Linked DNA regions of Mus musculus: region 2 is linked to region 1. A link is a contact called in ENCODE Hi-C or POLR2A ChIA-PET data. All regions are on one chromosome and are shown on one strand. The core of a region is the stretch at or near the end of the contact, and the rest is flanking DNA. Distances in the headings are between cores, read along the strand shown. Region 1 has its middle 29 kb from the start of Gm51282. Region 2 has its middle 34 kb from the start of 2310043L19Rik.

What was found. A loop is a pair of places that touch in the nucleus more often than their neighbours do. ChIA-PET counts read pairs that join two places held with the same protein, here RNA polymerase II (POLR2A).
Region 2: a map of T-helper 1 cell shows a loop between it and region 1 (2.2-fold over the local background). The contact joins two enhancer-like sites. A Hi-C loop is called at or near these places in 1 of 37 maps with a recorded cell type or tissue (T-helper 1 cell). POLR2A ChIA-PET finds 5 or more read pairs at or near these places in 1 of 5 experiments (Patski).

The regions. Positions count from the first base shown.
Region 1 is chr1:177,607,224-177,610,323 of GRCm38, reverse strand. No RefSeq gene overlaps it. Among named protein-coding and RNA genes, the nearest start is that of Gm51282, 29 kb to the right of the region's middle. Within about 2 kb of position 1,477, at least 1 of the 3 ENCODE cell types and tissues checked has a DNase peak (open chromatin) inside an H3K27ac peak, as active enhancers do.
Region 2 is chr1:177,674,977-177,678,497 of GRCm38, reverse strand. No RefSeq gene overlaps it. Among named protein-coding and RNA genes, the nearest start is that of 2310043L19Rik, 34 kb to the right of the region's middle. Within about 2 kb of position 2,050, at least 1 of the 3 ENCODE cell types and tissues checked has a DNase peak (open chromatin) inside an H3K27ac peak, as active enhancers do.

The DNA.
Region 1 (3,100 bases), core at 228-2,727:
CATGGACACGGAGAAGTGAAAAGTGACCATAGGCTACCAGGTGTATTCTCTCTCTCTCTCTCTCTCTCTCTCTCACACACACACACACACAGAGGATAAACAGAGGATACACAGAGAGAGAGGGAGGGAGGGAGGGAGGGAGAGGGAGAGGGAGAGGGAGAGGGAGAGGGAGAGAGAGAGAGAGAGGAAGGATAATCTTTTTATTAGCTTCCAATTCCCAAGGTTCTTTATTTTCATTTTTACTTATTTACTTTACATTTCAATCACTGCCCCCCCTCCCCCCGCCCTGTCACCCTTCCACAATCCTTTCCTCTCCCCCAGCCCCTGGGCATCCCACCCCACATCCTGGCACATCAAGTCTCCTCAGGGCTAGGTGCAATCTCTTCCACTGAGGCCAGACAAGGCAGCCCAGCTAAAACATCTCCCACATACAGGCAACAGCTTTTGGGAATCTCCCCATGGTGGGGTGGTTCAGGATCAGGTGTGGGGAGGGACAGGAGGGAATCCTGAGATTCTTGAAGGTAGAAACACACTTTAACTCCACGTGAGCCGAGTATTCATTGCATATGCAGTTCTTGATCAACACCACCACGGCTGGTGAGAAGGACTTTTCAGAAAACGTCCACCCCTAACCAGCTCCCACATCTGTCTTCCGTGGCTCCTCTGAGTTCTCAGCCTGTCGTCCATGTATCTGATATCAGAGCTTTCTTCTTATTTTCCTGTTCAGCCTCTGACTTTTTGCATATCTATGAATTTTATTTTATTGCATATGTTTTTGCAATCCTCTTGTGTAATGAGGCCACGTGAGGTGCTCACAGCAGCGGGAACAGCACAAGCAACTTTCCTGGCTGTATTTCAAGTCCTCTCTAAAGAGCATGTGCAACAGTGTATCCAATCACTTCCTGCCCAGTGGCTGTGAATGGTCTCTTCCCAGTTCCCATCTTTGTAACATGATGTCAAAATAAGGGATGGTCTAGATGACAGTGTGGTAGTAACTTGCCCTTGAAGGTCCCTGTATCCAGGACATATTTTCTACACTTAATACCTTTGGAAATTTCTGCTCAAGTCCTCTGACAATGAATTGAACTTGAATTCTGCAAATGCATTTGAGCTTTGACATTCTCAGTATTTGTAAATTAAAGTTGAAAAAAGATTGCCCCTCCCAAGAGAGGGACACATCAATTCAGTGGAAAACTGGGGCACAGACACATTAGGAGACCTGGACCCAGAATCCCTGGAGCAGAAAACAGGTAAATCAGAGCCCAGTTTGTGCCCAGTGTTGGCCATGCTGCCCTGTCACTGGGGTTGGGAGGCAGCTGAAGCCAGGTGGGCGAGGAGCAGAGCGGCTGTGCGCTCTCTGAGGTAGCCAGATGGCAGGGAGCAGCCTGCTGGGCATGGTAATGGCCAACCGAGGCATGGACACTTTTTGCTGGAATTTGCTTTCTGTTATCAGGGCGCCAGGTGACATGGGTCATCTTCCGCTTCAAGCCAAGTTACAGGACAACAGGAGAAATTACCACCTGGCCGAGACACCTCGGTGAACAGCTCGCACGCGGCTTAGCCGCGAGTTCGTCCTCCCGGAACAAAACTCGGGCTTGTCTGATTCTAAAGGGCTCCTACTGTCCAGACCTGGGCAGGCCTTCAAGGGCTGAACCTGAAGCCTGAGCTTTGCAGCTGACCCCGAGGGCTCTCTTGCTTGCTCTGCAGACTCCATCCCAGCCCACTCGGCTCTCTGCCCACTCCCCACCCACCCATTGTCTTGTGTGCAGCTTACTTACGCAGAAGGCTGGTAGTGATGGATTTTGCAGGCACTGAACAAAGAGACTTTATCAAGAAGTCATTTTATTTTGGAAAAAAAAAGAAAAGAGAAAGTAGGATGTTGTGTTGGAGGGAGGCAATAATAACCTCACCGCAAGCACTGGCAAGCTGTTCCATACAGTGCCCTCTGTGGCTGTAAGATCTGCCATTCGGCTAAATGGCCCTCTTCAAGATTAAAGACACCTCCCCCCCCCACTCCCACCCCCACCCCCATCCCTAACCACCACTTCTCCAGGGCCCTGTACCTTCTAGGCAAATGGCAGTTGCTACACAGCAAAAATCACAAAACTGAAGAGGACCCGTCTGGTAAGGTATGCTTCCTCCTTCTCCTTAGGGACAGAAGGCCCAGTGTAAGTGGCAGGTGTTTCTGATGGGATTCTCCACCCACACATTTTATTAACACATATTAACACTTGTATATATCTGGGGGCAAACCACTGCAGAATTAAAAAATGAGCAGGTCCCTGGCAGGGCAACTTGGAATCTCATTTGTATTGAACTCCAAGTTGGAGGCAACAAAGTTTCAACAATGAAGGGTGAGAGATTTGACTCTGGGCAAAAGTCTCCTTCTTTACCTTCTGGGATCAGTTCTTTGTCACTCACAACCTCAGCTTCAGCCACCAGGACGATCCCCTGGGTGTCACAGAGTCAAGGAGCATTGCCAAGGCTTGAAGGAATGGACCCTGAAGGTAAGTATCAGGATAGAAGGAGTCTTCCCTGGAGGACCAGAGTGCCTGGGGCAGCCATATGTAAACCAGGAATGAAGTGAGTACTCATTCCTCATTGTCTTCTGGGTGTGCCTCACAGAGAAGAAAGCAGAGCTCTAACACCAGGGAGGGTCCCTGATTGAGAGACATGGGCAGGGCAGCTCTACACACAAACAAATGGATGAGTGTGAAAGAAGGCCAGCTGAGAGCTAGGGCTGGACGGCTCTGGGGTACAGTCTAGATCCTTGCCCTGGGCCTATCAGTGGTTACCTAAAGAAGTCTGGGCAGGCTGCGGTGGGCAGAGGAAGGCCCTCAGGTGAGAGAGGAGAGGGGGCTAAGTCAGATTTATGCTTCTTCTCCTAGCCTTTTTGCCTCTTCTATTGCCGATGTCTCTCTCCTAGACCATGTTGTGGTGATTTCTCCTCTCCACCCAACTGCCACCGATGCCACGTTAGCCTGGCTTTCAGTATGGGAATGAAGAGGACCCACAGTCAGCATGGCCCAGAGGCCAAAGTGGATCTAGTCCATGCTTTCCATTTTAATGTCTTCCTGCACCATGGAGGCAGCTCATAAAA
Region 2 (3,521 bases), core at 801-3,300, 68 kb before region 1:
GTCCCTACCCGGGGCAGTTTACAACATGGGGGCTGACTTCATTCACAGCAAGCAGGCAATGCTGAGTCAGGAAAGCCTTATTAGCCTTTTGGTATTCCCTGGGAAGTGAGGTTCCATCACCTCTGCTGAAGGAGATGGGGCCACCGAGAGTCATCCTTGAGGCTTTCGGACAATATAGTAGGAGCTCTGCTCCTTACCTGGAGTGTAGAGAAGGCAGGTAACTTAGGGGAGCTAACTTGAGAGGAAGGGGAAGTGTTGGAGGACAAGGCTGATAGCCTGAGCACAATGCCTCTGTGCATGCTGCCTTGTGGTGAGAATGAGAGGACAGACTTAGTGAAATGGGAGGATTGGGAGGACTGGGTCATGGAGATGGAATCTCCCACCAAGGGCGGCCATCTTAGCCTTTTCCTTCTCATTGCTGTTATTGTAGACTATGGCTGGATTAAAAGCTATCATTACTTAATTGCTGCAGTGCCTTTCCCTTGTCTTTTTTTTTTTTAAAGATTTATTTATTTATTATATGTTAAGTACACTGTAGCTGTCCTCAGACACTCCAGAAGAGAGCATCAGATTTCATTACGGATGGTTGTGAGCCACCATGTGGTTGCTGGGATTTGTACTCCGGACCTTTGGAAGAGCAGTCGGCGCTCTTAACCACTGAGCCATCTCGCCAGCCCCCTTTCCCTTGTCTTAAAGACATGCAAATCATAAGTAAAGAACAGCAACAAAGAATGCAACAAAAACCACAGAAGGATACAAAGCCAAGTGTATCCCAACCACATCCATTCCCTAAAGTATCCGCCGCATTCTCATGGTCGGGACAGTGTCTGACAGAAACAACTTACAGGAGAGAGGGTTTATTCTGGCTCGTGGTCTACCCTCCACTGACGCTTCCAGCTAGGTCCCACCTCCTAAAGGTTCCATCAGCTCCCCAAACAGCGTCATCAACTAGGGAACAAGTGTTCAAAGACATGAGCTTGTGGGGTCATCTCAGACTTTAACCATAATATCCGGGCTCTTTACTCCTCCCTACCCCCATCAGCCCTGCCCTCCAGGAATACATTTTTACATATCTTCTTGGAGATACTGTATACACATATATACTTGAAAGAACAATTTCTATGGTCTTTAGGATACAGATGCAAGAGTTAAAAAGTAACTATTTACCAGACTTCTCTAAAGGAGCAGAATTGATGGAATGAGTGAGTGGATAGTAAAATGAGGCTTTTTGTGTTGTCTTACGTGGTCTAATAGTCCAACAGTGGCGACAGCAACATTGTGCAATCAGGTTAGGTGAACTTGCCAGTACTACAAGAAGGCAAGCAGGCAAAAAGAAAGTGGTTTTCTTCCTCAGACTTCTATTTATCTGGCTTGCCAGAGGAGAGAGGTATGGCATGCTTAGGGTGGGTCTTCCCACATTAATTCAACTGATGTGTCCAAGGGCTTCTCTGGAAGTTGATTCCAGGTCCAGTCAAGTTGGCATCACTGATCATCATGGCACCCCACAGAGAAGATAAAGACCCTGTATGAAGTGAAAACACATAAACAAAACACATTCTATAAAGCCAAGGAGAATGAGCTGGGTGACTCACAGAGAAACTTGGCAGAGAAGAAAGCTACATGACTATTGGACAGCTCAAGATATGCAAATATCGTGGTCATGCGCAAAACCACGAGGAGATGCCACCACAACACACAGGTATGGGAAACACAGACTCCAGCAATGTGTGACACAGCCCTCTTAATACATGGAGCTGTTCCTAAATTTATTTCAGCCACTCTTGCAGGTATGCATCGATGGACCTTGGGCTGCCAACATGCTTCTCTCTAATGGCTAACGAAGTCTGATATCCCCTTAGATGTTCGTGAGCATCTGTAGACCCTTGCCAATGGAATGCCCTCACATGCCTTTTTTTTAATGCCATCAGATTATCTGCATCTTACACCCTTGAGTTTTTGAGAGTTTTTCATGTACCAGAGACTCAAAATGCCTTTGTGTGAAGAGTACTTACATAAACACCCAGTCTGGCTCTCAGCTCCTAGTCTGTCCTTTTCTGTTTGTCTATCTATGCCAGCACCATTCTGTCACAAGCACAGTAAGTTTATAAACATTTTAAGCATCTGGCAGTGCACCTGTTGGCCTCCTCAGTCCTTTATCTTCAAAGCTGACTTTATCTGCTCTCGGCCCTTTGTTCTTCTGTCTCTGTTCTGTTTTGACCAGTATATGGAGTTTAGTATAAGCAGAATTGTGATGAGTTTGTGGAAAACTGACATTTATAGAAATGAACCAGTTCTCTACATATTTAGAGTTTCTTTTATGCCTTTGGAGAATATTGTGTAACTTTATTTTTCAAAGGGTCCTGCAATGACTTAAGTGTTCCCAGAAGGCTGTGTGGTGAAGACTCGCTCCTAGCTTGCCTCTATGGAGCATGGTAAGAACTGTGAGAGGCTTTCAAGTCATGGAGGGCCTGCCTTTCAAGGGGATTGTGGGATCTCAGCCCCTTCTTTTTAAAACCCATTTACTTATTTATTTAACATTTTTGTGATGTGTGTATGTGTGTATCTGTGTATGTGTGTGTGTATAAAGATTTTGGATTAATGTTTACCCTCCTCCATCCTCTCCTATCTTCTTCCACCTACCATGAAATATTCTCTTCTTCTTAAGTCTCCTCTCTTCCCCCTCTCTCCTGGCCCACTGCCTTTGATTAGGGCCTCTTGTATGTGCATGGGTGAGGCTTATTAACTTGAGCAAGGGCTACACTTGTACTGAGTGACTGTAACTCCCCTATCCCCTCTTCCAGTGATCGTGAATTGCCTATTGCTCCTTGTGGAGGGATTTGGATCTAAAGGCTCCTTCCTAATGGAATGGTGGTGGGCCTGGTCTCCTGCAGGCCTTGTTGTGTAGGTAGCTACAGCTGCTGTGAGTTCATGGGTACAGCAGCCATGTCATGTCCAGAAGGCAAGGTTTTAATACTCCCTCTGACCCTCCTGCTCTCACACTCTTCTCCCCTCTCCTGATCGTGTTTGCTTTGGAGGGGGACATAGAGGTCCCATTCAGGCTGAGCACCCAACATGTTCCTTCCAGCACATTGAGCCATTGTGAGTCTGTATTTAAAAGCCCCACTGCAGTTAGAAGCTGCTCACACCAAAGATGAAAACAGCCTTCTCCTATGAGATCTTGTCTTTTTCTTTTCTATTTTTTGGTTCTTCAAGACAGGTTTTCTTTATGTAACAGAGCTGTGGCTGTTCTGGATTTGATTCACACACCAGACTGACCTTGAACTCACAGAGATCCGCCCGCCTCTGCCTCCCAACTGCTGGGATTAAAGGCGTGTGCCTCCACATCCAGCCCTTCGGCTCATGTCTTTTTCTAACTTCAGAGGAAAACATTTTCCTTTTTGGGGTGGGGGAGGGGATGATATCTTAAGTAGTGTTCATCTGTGCCTAGTTTATCAAGAGTTTTTTGTTGTGAAGAGAACGACATTTCTATTTTCTAATATATTTATGTATTATACATTTCT